Linked DNA regions of Mus musculus: all the other regions are linked to region 1. Evidence: chromatin loops called from intact Hi-C (ENCODE). Cell type or tissue: heart. All regions are shown on one strand.

Evidence for each region. Peaks named below come from ENCODE experiments on the same cell type or tissue, not always from the same donor. Only the 100,000 strongest peaks of a DNase experiment are listed, where the experiment ranks them.
Region 2: it touches region 1 in a loop (2.0-fold over the local background); 3 of 42 quality-filtered maps call a loop at or near these places.
Region 3: a loop joins it to region 1, with 6 times the contacts of the local background. A loop is called at or near these places in 19 of 42 quality-filtered maps.

The regions. Positions count from the first base shown.
Region 1 is chr11:69,681,665-69,684,164 of GRCm38, forward strand. Senp3 (SUMO/sentrin specific peptidase 3) reads right to left here and starts at 306. Exons shown (of 11, transcript NM_030702.4): 1 at 1-306. It overlaps Tnfsfm13 (tumor necrosis factor (ligand) superfamily, membrane-bound member 13), which reads right to left. Exons shown (of 13, transcript NM_001159503.2): 12 at 2,190-2,328; 13 at 913-1,680. The coding sequence ends at 1,571. Tnfsf13 (tumor necrosis factor (ligand) superfamily, member 13) reads right to left here. Exons shown (of 6, transcript NM_023517.2): 5 at 2,190-2,328; 6 at 913-1,680. The coding sequence ends at 1,571. It overlaps Tnfsf13os (tumor necrosis factor (ligand) superfamily, member 13, opposite strand), which reads left to right and starts at 368. Exons shown (of 3, transcript NR_166809.1): 1 at 368-483. In heart, a CTCF peak has its summit at 1,281 (motif pointing right); DNase peaks (open chromatin) are centred at 357, 1,287 and 2,187; H3K4me3 peaks cover 1,722 bases; H3K27ac peaks cover 2,214 bases.
Region 2 is chr11:69,802,634-69,805,133 of GRCm38, forward strand. It overlaps Tmem102 (transmembrane protein 102), which reads right to left. Exons shown (of 2, transcript NM_001033433.4): 1 at 2,387-2,500; 2 at 962-2,297. The coding sequence ends at 982. It overlaps G630025P09Rik (RIKEN cDNA G630025P09 gene), which reads left to right and starts at 1,036. Exons shown (of 1, transcript NR_027913.1): 1 at 1,036-2,500. It also overlaps a transcript of Fgf11 not described here. In heart, a CTCF peak has its summit at 1,326; DNase peaks (open chromatin) are centred at 348, 1,398 and 2,158; H3K4me3 peaks cover 2,500 bases; H3K27ac peaks cover 1,467 bases; H3K27me3 peaks cover 367 bases.
Region 3 is chr11:69,755,029-69,757,528 of GRCm38, forward strand. The region is part of intron 1 of Polr2a (polymerase (RNA) II (DNA directed) polypeptide A); the gene reads right to left. Among named protein-coding and RNA genes, the nearest start is that of Polr2a, 2.4 kb to the right of the region's middle. In heart, no CTCF peak of the experiment used is centred here; no DNase peak of the experiment used is centred here; H3K4me3 peaks cover 1,689 bases; H3K27ac peaks cover 593 bases.

The DNA of each region.
Region 1 (2,500 bases):
GGAGCGGGGAAGCCGGGCACACGGGCCCCAAGGCGGCTGTCTCCGACTTAGGCTTTCCGGCTCATCTTTCGGACGGCGGCGACCCCGCCACTCCTGCTATCCTCAGGCGGAGCCGTCTCAATTCACGAAGCCAATGCTCGTGCCGCCCCACTGCGGCCGCCTCTAGCGCGGCTCTAGCCTCCACCTCCACCTCCACCTCCAGCACCGCCGCCACCCCTCCTCCTCCTTCCCCTCCCGCGAGCCCCAGGCCCACCGCCGATGGCGGCGCGCAATTAGTGCGTCACACCCGGCGAGCAGCGCCGGCTCGTGCTCAGTCCCGCCTACCTCAGCGCGTCTAGGCCACCGGACGGTCCCGCCCTCGAGCTCTACGCGGAGCCGAGCCTGCGCACAGTCGCCTGGCTTGCCGCGTGTGGCAGTCCCACGGCTCGCTCTTTTACGCCTGCGTGTCGCGCCTAGCCTCACGCTCTACGTCGCAGCCACACGGTACTCCCTGCTCTTCCGTGGCCTGAGCTTTGGGTGATCTAGTGGGCTTCCCAGTGCATGGCCAGAATGTCAGGGGCCCCGCAAGGATTGGACCAAAGCTAGGCGCTTAGGAAAACGGAGGCCGAACATTGGGTTTTGAGGGCTTTGTTTTTAAAAACAAACAAACAAACAAAAAACAGCTGGGCGTGGTGGCGCACGCCTTTAGTCCCAGCACTTGGGAGGCAGAGGCAGGCGGATTTCTGAGTTCGAGGCCAGCCTGGTCTACAGAGTGAGTTCCAGGACAGCCAAGGCTACACAGAGAAACCCTGTCTCAAAAAACGAAAAAAGAAAAAAAAACAAAAACTTTAAGCAGGGCGTGATTAAATAGTGAGACACGACCGGTGTGCCAGGGCGTCCAGTACATACAAACTTCCCGGATACCAGTCTGATCGTGGAGAGCCTTTCGTTTATTTGTTTGTTAGTTTGTTTGAGACAGGGTCTCACCATTGTAACCCCTGGGTGGCCTGGAACTCACTATTTAGACCAAGTTGGCCTCGAACTCATCGAGATCTGCCTCCCGAGTACTGTGATTTAAGGCGTAAAGCTCAGTGCCCAGCTCGGAAGTGTATAGGAGAATGGGGAGGATGAATGGCATGCATATCGAGGCACCTAACATATATCTTTTTCTAGATAGTAACAAGAATTTGGACGCAATAGGTGAAATACTGAAAGCCGGGCTTCTTGTTAATTGAAGCAGAGGGTACTTGAAGAGTTGGATAAGGTTTTCCCTAGCAGAGACCATAGTCTTTCCTCAACCTGCCGCTAGATGGTGCTGCTGTTCTGGATGCATTCCAGTGGACAAGGCTTGGCACAGTGCGCAAAACCCCCTTCGCACACACAACAAAAGAATTTGGGGCTGTGTGGGAGATAAACACAAAATATTCTACTTTTTTAATATCCATGGAGTCAAAGCCCAGATAGTGGGAGCGGGAAAGGCAAAGGGAGGAACAACAGTCAAGGCAAAGCCATGGAGAGCTGTTCTTGACCGTTCCTTGTCCTTTGTCTAGCCAGTTTTTGGAATGGGAAATCCCCACCCCCTTTATAACAATCATAGTTTCACAAACCCCAGGAATGTTCCATGCGGAGAAAGGCTAAGTTTTGCGTTTGCCCGTGGAATTTTGACAGTGATAATATCCCCTTGATGTAAATGAAAGACACCTGAGGGTGGGGGAAAAAAACATTTCAGACGCTTCGTTCTGCCTGCTCCAGCCCCTCCTCCATTTTGATTTTATGTTTTCAGTTTTTTGTTGGGGAACATGTGCATGTGTGGAGATCAGAAGACAGCTTGAGAGTTGGTTCCTTCCTTTTGCTCTGTGGGTTCTCGGAATCAAACCCAGGAGGTGAGATGTAAGGGATGGAGCAAGTTACTTTCCTAAGTGAGCGGTCTCACTGGCTTTGTTGAATTTTGAAGGCAGTCTCACTCTGTAGCCTAGGCTGACCTTGAACTTTAGGCTAACCTATCACATGGGCTTCATATGTGGGATTATAGGCACGAACCTAGTTGTTCATAGGCGGGTGCCTTTTCTCCCTGCAAGGACTTTGGCATCTTGTTCTTGAGTCTTCAGATTTGCCTCTCCACCCCCGTTCCCAACTCTCTGGTCTAACTCCCCACTCCAAGTCAGCTCTGCTACCTCATATCAACACTCCACGGAGCCCACAGTTCTCACCTGCACTGTAGCAGCTATTGTAGGCACGGTCAGGATCAGAAGGCATACTTCTGATACATCGGAATAGAGTTTCTCTTCTCCCTTGTCCTTCCCGAGATACCACCTGACCCATTGTGAAAGTCACATCATGAAACAGGACCTGTCAGAGAAGGGAGACGCTGAAGAAAACCGGGATGGCACCATTCAGTCCCTGGAGGCCTCAGGAGCACTGGCAGTGGAGCCAGGCAATAAGGAGGGGGTTTTCTAAGTTTAGTATGAGCAGAGGGATCAGGAAAACCCTCCTTACAGACAGGGTACATAGAAAGAAGAGT
Region 2 (2,500 bases), 120 kb after region 1:
TGGGACTGCTATAACACCCCTTCCTTTCCCCGACGCCCCTCAACCTGTCCTGTCCTGTTGATCCGGGCGACGGGTGCCGCGAGCTCCAGCTCCAGGCTCCTCCCTCCCTGTCACCCGCAAGCGGAGGTTTCCCCCCAACGTCGGCCTAAGCGTCCCGGACCCCCAGGAAGGAGTAAGGATGTCTCTGCAGAGCGCCTCGGTTCGGCAAAGTCAGAGCACTGGGCCTGGAGGTTGGACCAGGCAGAGCGGCGGAGGCAGCGGCAGCGGCTGTGGGAAGCTGAGGCGGCGGCGGCGACAGAGGCTCCCCCTCCTCTGCGAGCCGGCCTGGGGGCGGGGCAGGGGGCGGAGACGCTGGGAGAAGCTGGGCGGGCGGAACCCTGGGGTTCCTTGGAAGCTCTAAGTGGGAACTGTCACAGAGGCAGGCGGAGTAGAGGCAAGGCCTGCAAATCTCGGGGTTCAGAGGAGAGGAGACACGGAGCCTGATATGGCGGGGCTGGGGGCAGGGGGTCGATGGAATAGCCGACAGAGAGAAAATGAAAAGGGATTCTACTGCCTGGGATGGAAGTGAGGACAGAAATGGACGAGGAGAGTTGGGGGGAAAGTGGAGAAACCGGTAGCTGTGCCATCCAGTCTGGGCTGTGATCCGGCCTTAATATCTCTGGTTTGGTATGAGCCAATTGATCAGAACTAGGTTTCCAAAAACCAGTTCCTTCCCGCATTTTGTCAGTAAATACATTCCTACTATCCCTGTCAGACTCTGAAAGAATAGGGGAGAGAGGTTCCGGGAGGCAGTACCGGGACAGAAGGGGCGCCAGCCAGATTTAGAGAACTTGGGCCTCAGGCAGGGTAGAATACTGGGGAAACCTTTTAGAAAAGGGACTTTGGACCCAAGCATACACTGTCTGTATGGAGGGAGCAGCAGTCCCCTGCATGACCCTCTCACCAAAGGAAACACTTTCCATTCCCTTAGGAGTAAAATCTTTAATGGGTCCCGCCCCCTACGCCCGCTAAACCGCCCCCTTTGCGGGCAACCTTGGCTTCCTCTACAGCCTCACGCAAGGCCTGTGCAGGGTCCCCGCGGAGCTGGGCCAATGCCCCGCGCAGAGCAGCGGAGCCGTCTCCCACACGGAGCTTTCGGCCGCTCAAAAAATAATGAGGCAGCGCCCCGGCCTCTAGCACTCGGCTCAGCTCATCCAGTAGCCCAAGGCAACAAGCGCCGGCATTTTCCGGCCGCGCCAAGTAGAGCGCCGGGAGCCGCTCGCACGCCCAGTAGAGCAAGGTCCGCAGGAGGTAGGGCGCAGCGGCTCGGGTCCCCGCCACCAGCGGGCGCAGCAGCGCCTGGGCCGCCGCGTGTGCCTGAAGCAGCGGCGTGGGGATGCGCTCTTTGAGCGCCAGCTCCTGGCGAGCGAAGCACAGCTGCCATCCAGAGGTGCTCGGCTGCTCTGGGAGGCTGCCCGGCACTAGGTAGAAAGAGGCCGATTCAGAGACCAGTGGACCCGCCCACGAGTGGCTCCGAGCCGTGTCAGGCCAGCCTGTCACGGTCACCACCGGGATCAAGTCGAAGAGCAGGAGGTGGCGTGGGGGCTCTGGAGTTGCCAGGAGGACCGTGGTGACACCTGCGTGACGAGCTGCATGAACTAGCCGTGGGGCGCCTGGGACCGGGATCAGGGACTCAGCAACCTCAGCCAACTTAACGAAGAACCAGGAAGTTACTTGGGTCGGGCATAATGTGGGCCATGCCTTTGGAGCCTCCGACGGCTTTGGGACTTGGCTTTCGTCGGCGTCCAAGGCGTCGCTGCTCAGTGTTTCCAATGGCTCAGGAGTTTCAGGATTGGTAATGTCCTTATAAGACGATTGGGACTCTGAAAGGTCACTAGATGATTTTTGCAAAGACATGTGTGGCTCAGGTTCAGGGACATAATCATGTGACGGATCTACAGAGTTTTCCCGGTCGGTGGGACTCTCTTTGCTATGGGTTTGGTGAGTCATATCACTTTCTTCTGGGACAGGAGGTCCTAAGCAATCCTGCCAGGCCTCCCGGACCAAAATTCCACGCATCAGTTCTGGAAGGCGGAGCCATGCAGAACAGGATTCCAGATCCAGTAGCAGCTCGGGCCCAGTGCCATCCAGAGAAAACACAGGCACAAGGAGTGTAAAGCCGGCATCATAATGAGGTCCCCGGGAGTAGGGACCTAAGGGGGCGTGCCCTAAATCTAGGGAACCTTCGCGAATCCCACCACGAAGCAGCAAGAGTTCTGCCTGGGGTGGAAAACGAGGGTCTTGGCGGTGAACCAGACCTAAAGAAGAGAAAGGGTCGTGAAGGTATCCTGGTTCAAAGTCGGGGCAGGAAATGGCGAGGCTGGGGTTTGCAAATTCCCACACTTACCGAGTAGAGCGAAGACAAAATCCTTGGCTCGGAGAAGATCAGCTCCAGGCTTGGGCCCTTCACTCCAACTCTCCTGAACACGGAGCTCCTGAATTAACTGAGTGAGCTCCTGCA
Region 3 (2,500 bases), 73 kb after region 1:
TGGGAACATTGGATCTAGACTATAGGGCAGTTTTGTTCTATTCTAAAGATAGGACCTACGGTATTCAAAAAGGGTTCCTATTAGTAAATATTTAGGTGACTTTCAATTGTCATTTTCAAACAATCTTAAAACGTATTTACCCAAATCATTTTAATTACATGCAAATCAGCACCAGGATCTACTTGGAATGCTAACAGAAAGTTAAGAAAATTAATCCTCCAACAGTGGCAGGCTATTGAAGTAAAACAAAGGGTAGGGGGTTACAGAACGAAGGATGCTATTTAAATGGTCAGAGTAGACATCTAAATACAGAACACACTGACATGAAGAGCAGGCAATAAGGTCTGGGCAGTGTTATTCTAAGCAGCAGAGACTGATTAAATAGCCCCTGAAGCAAGAATAAACTTGCAGTGTTAAAAGCTAAGCAGGTCAGAGTTGCAAAAGGAAACCAAGAAGGGCTAGAGAAATGGCAGAGTGGTTAAAAGCACTTGTTGCTCTTGCAGAGGACCTAGGTTTTATTCCCATCACCCACATGGTGGCTCACTACCTTCAAGAATTCCAGTTTAAGGGGACCCAATGCCCTCTTCTGACTCTCAGGCACCAGGGACACATGTGGTGTACATACATGCATGCTGGCAAAACATTAATAATACTCATAAAATAAATTAATCTAAAAATATTTTTTTAATTTACCAGGAGACTGGTAATAAGATGGAGAGGCAAGCAGGGGCAGAATTTCAAGGAGTCTGGATCCTCCTGAGAGGATGCCATGAAGGGAAGGACCATGATGAAAACATCTCTACAACTACTGGAAGACTGAGGCAGGGCTACTCAGAACAGAGGTCAGTGGGTAGGTACCATCGTAAAGGTAAAGGCTGGCCTGGCCAGGTGGTGGTGGCAGCACTTGGGATGCAGGTCTCTGTGAGGTTGAGGCTAGCCTGGTCTACAGAGCAAGTTCCAGAACTATACAAAGAAACCCTGTCTCAATTTAAAAATTAAATAAATTCTTGGTTTGATGCTGGGTCAAGAGATACATATATTAAAGACTGAATGATCTCCAAAAAGCTAACCAACTTATTCTTCTATCAATAATGCATGAGGTCACTCATCTTCTCATTATTTTTGCTACCAGATTAAGAAACTCTTTTTAACTTGTTATTAGGAAACCTTTAAAAAAATAAAAGATTTATTTTATGAGTACACTGCTGTTGTCTTCAGACACACCAGAAAGGGGCATCAATTTCTATTACAGATGGTTGTGAGCTACCATGTGTGTGTACTCAGGACCTCTGGAAGAGCAGTTAGTGCTCTTAACCACTGAGCCATCTCTCCAGCCCCACCCCACCCCCTTTTATTTTTAATTTGTTAAAGGAAAAAAAAGTCTAACCACGCCAGGTGAGATGGGCTTATGCTCTCAGCACTCAGAAAGGTAAGGCAGAAGAATCACCATTTGCAGGGCAGCCTGAACTGAACAGCAAGATTCTGCTTCAAAATACCAAGAGCTTCAAATACATGTAGCCAAGTGGTCAAGAGCACTTGCCTAGCATGCACAAGGCTGACTTTCAGTCCCAGCAAAATTCAGCCTGGGCTATGAGCTCCAGGATAGCCAGTGCTACATACAGAGACCCTGCTTCAAAAGCAAAACAGAACAAAACCCTGAAAAATCAAACCCTGTCCATCACAGTACAAATTTGTTTCCCAATATACTTATTTTAGTTCTGTTCTAGAGCCTCTGATAAAAGTGGCCCATGTCTGCCTTACTCTTTTAGTACAATGCTTAGCTTACTGTAGGATCATCAGAAAATTTACCTTTATTTATTAATGTAAGGTTTGTCCTCTGGTATCAGCTCCCCTAAAATCCTGTTCTTTCTTAATGTTTTATTACTTTAATTATCTGGAATTTATTTTGTGTCGGTCTGTGAGGTCTTGGATGTCCAGAAACCTGATGTAGGGCTTTGTTTTTTTTTTTTTAAGATTTATTTATTATATGTAAGTACACTGTAGCTGACTTCAGACACTCCAGAAAAGGGCATCAGATCTCATTACAGATGGTTGTGAGCCACCATATGGTTGCTGGGATTTGAACTCATGACTTTCGGAAGAGCAGTCAGTTCTCTTACCTGCTGAGCCATCTTACCAGCCCTGATGTAGGTTTTTCTGTTTTTTCTTTTGAGTTCTGCTATAGTTGAGCCCTTACCCCAACAGGACTGCCTCAGTCTAGAATCAGCTGTTTAATTCCACTCTCTATTCCTCTCAGGAGGAAGAAGTCCAAGTCTCCAAAAGCTATCCCTTGTCTATCCTCACCCACTTCACATCAGCTCTTTACGGAGCTTCTGTACATGCGTGTGTGTATAAGTTACTACTGTCACCTTTATAATTACCCAGTGGTTTCCTACTGAAAACAGAAATTTGGACTCTCTAGAGCGTAATTTACAATATCCCGTGCTTCTTCAGTGCACTCTCCGCACCCACTAACCCTGCCTGCCCCAACACTGGCTTT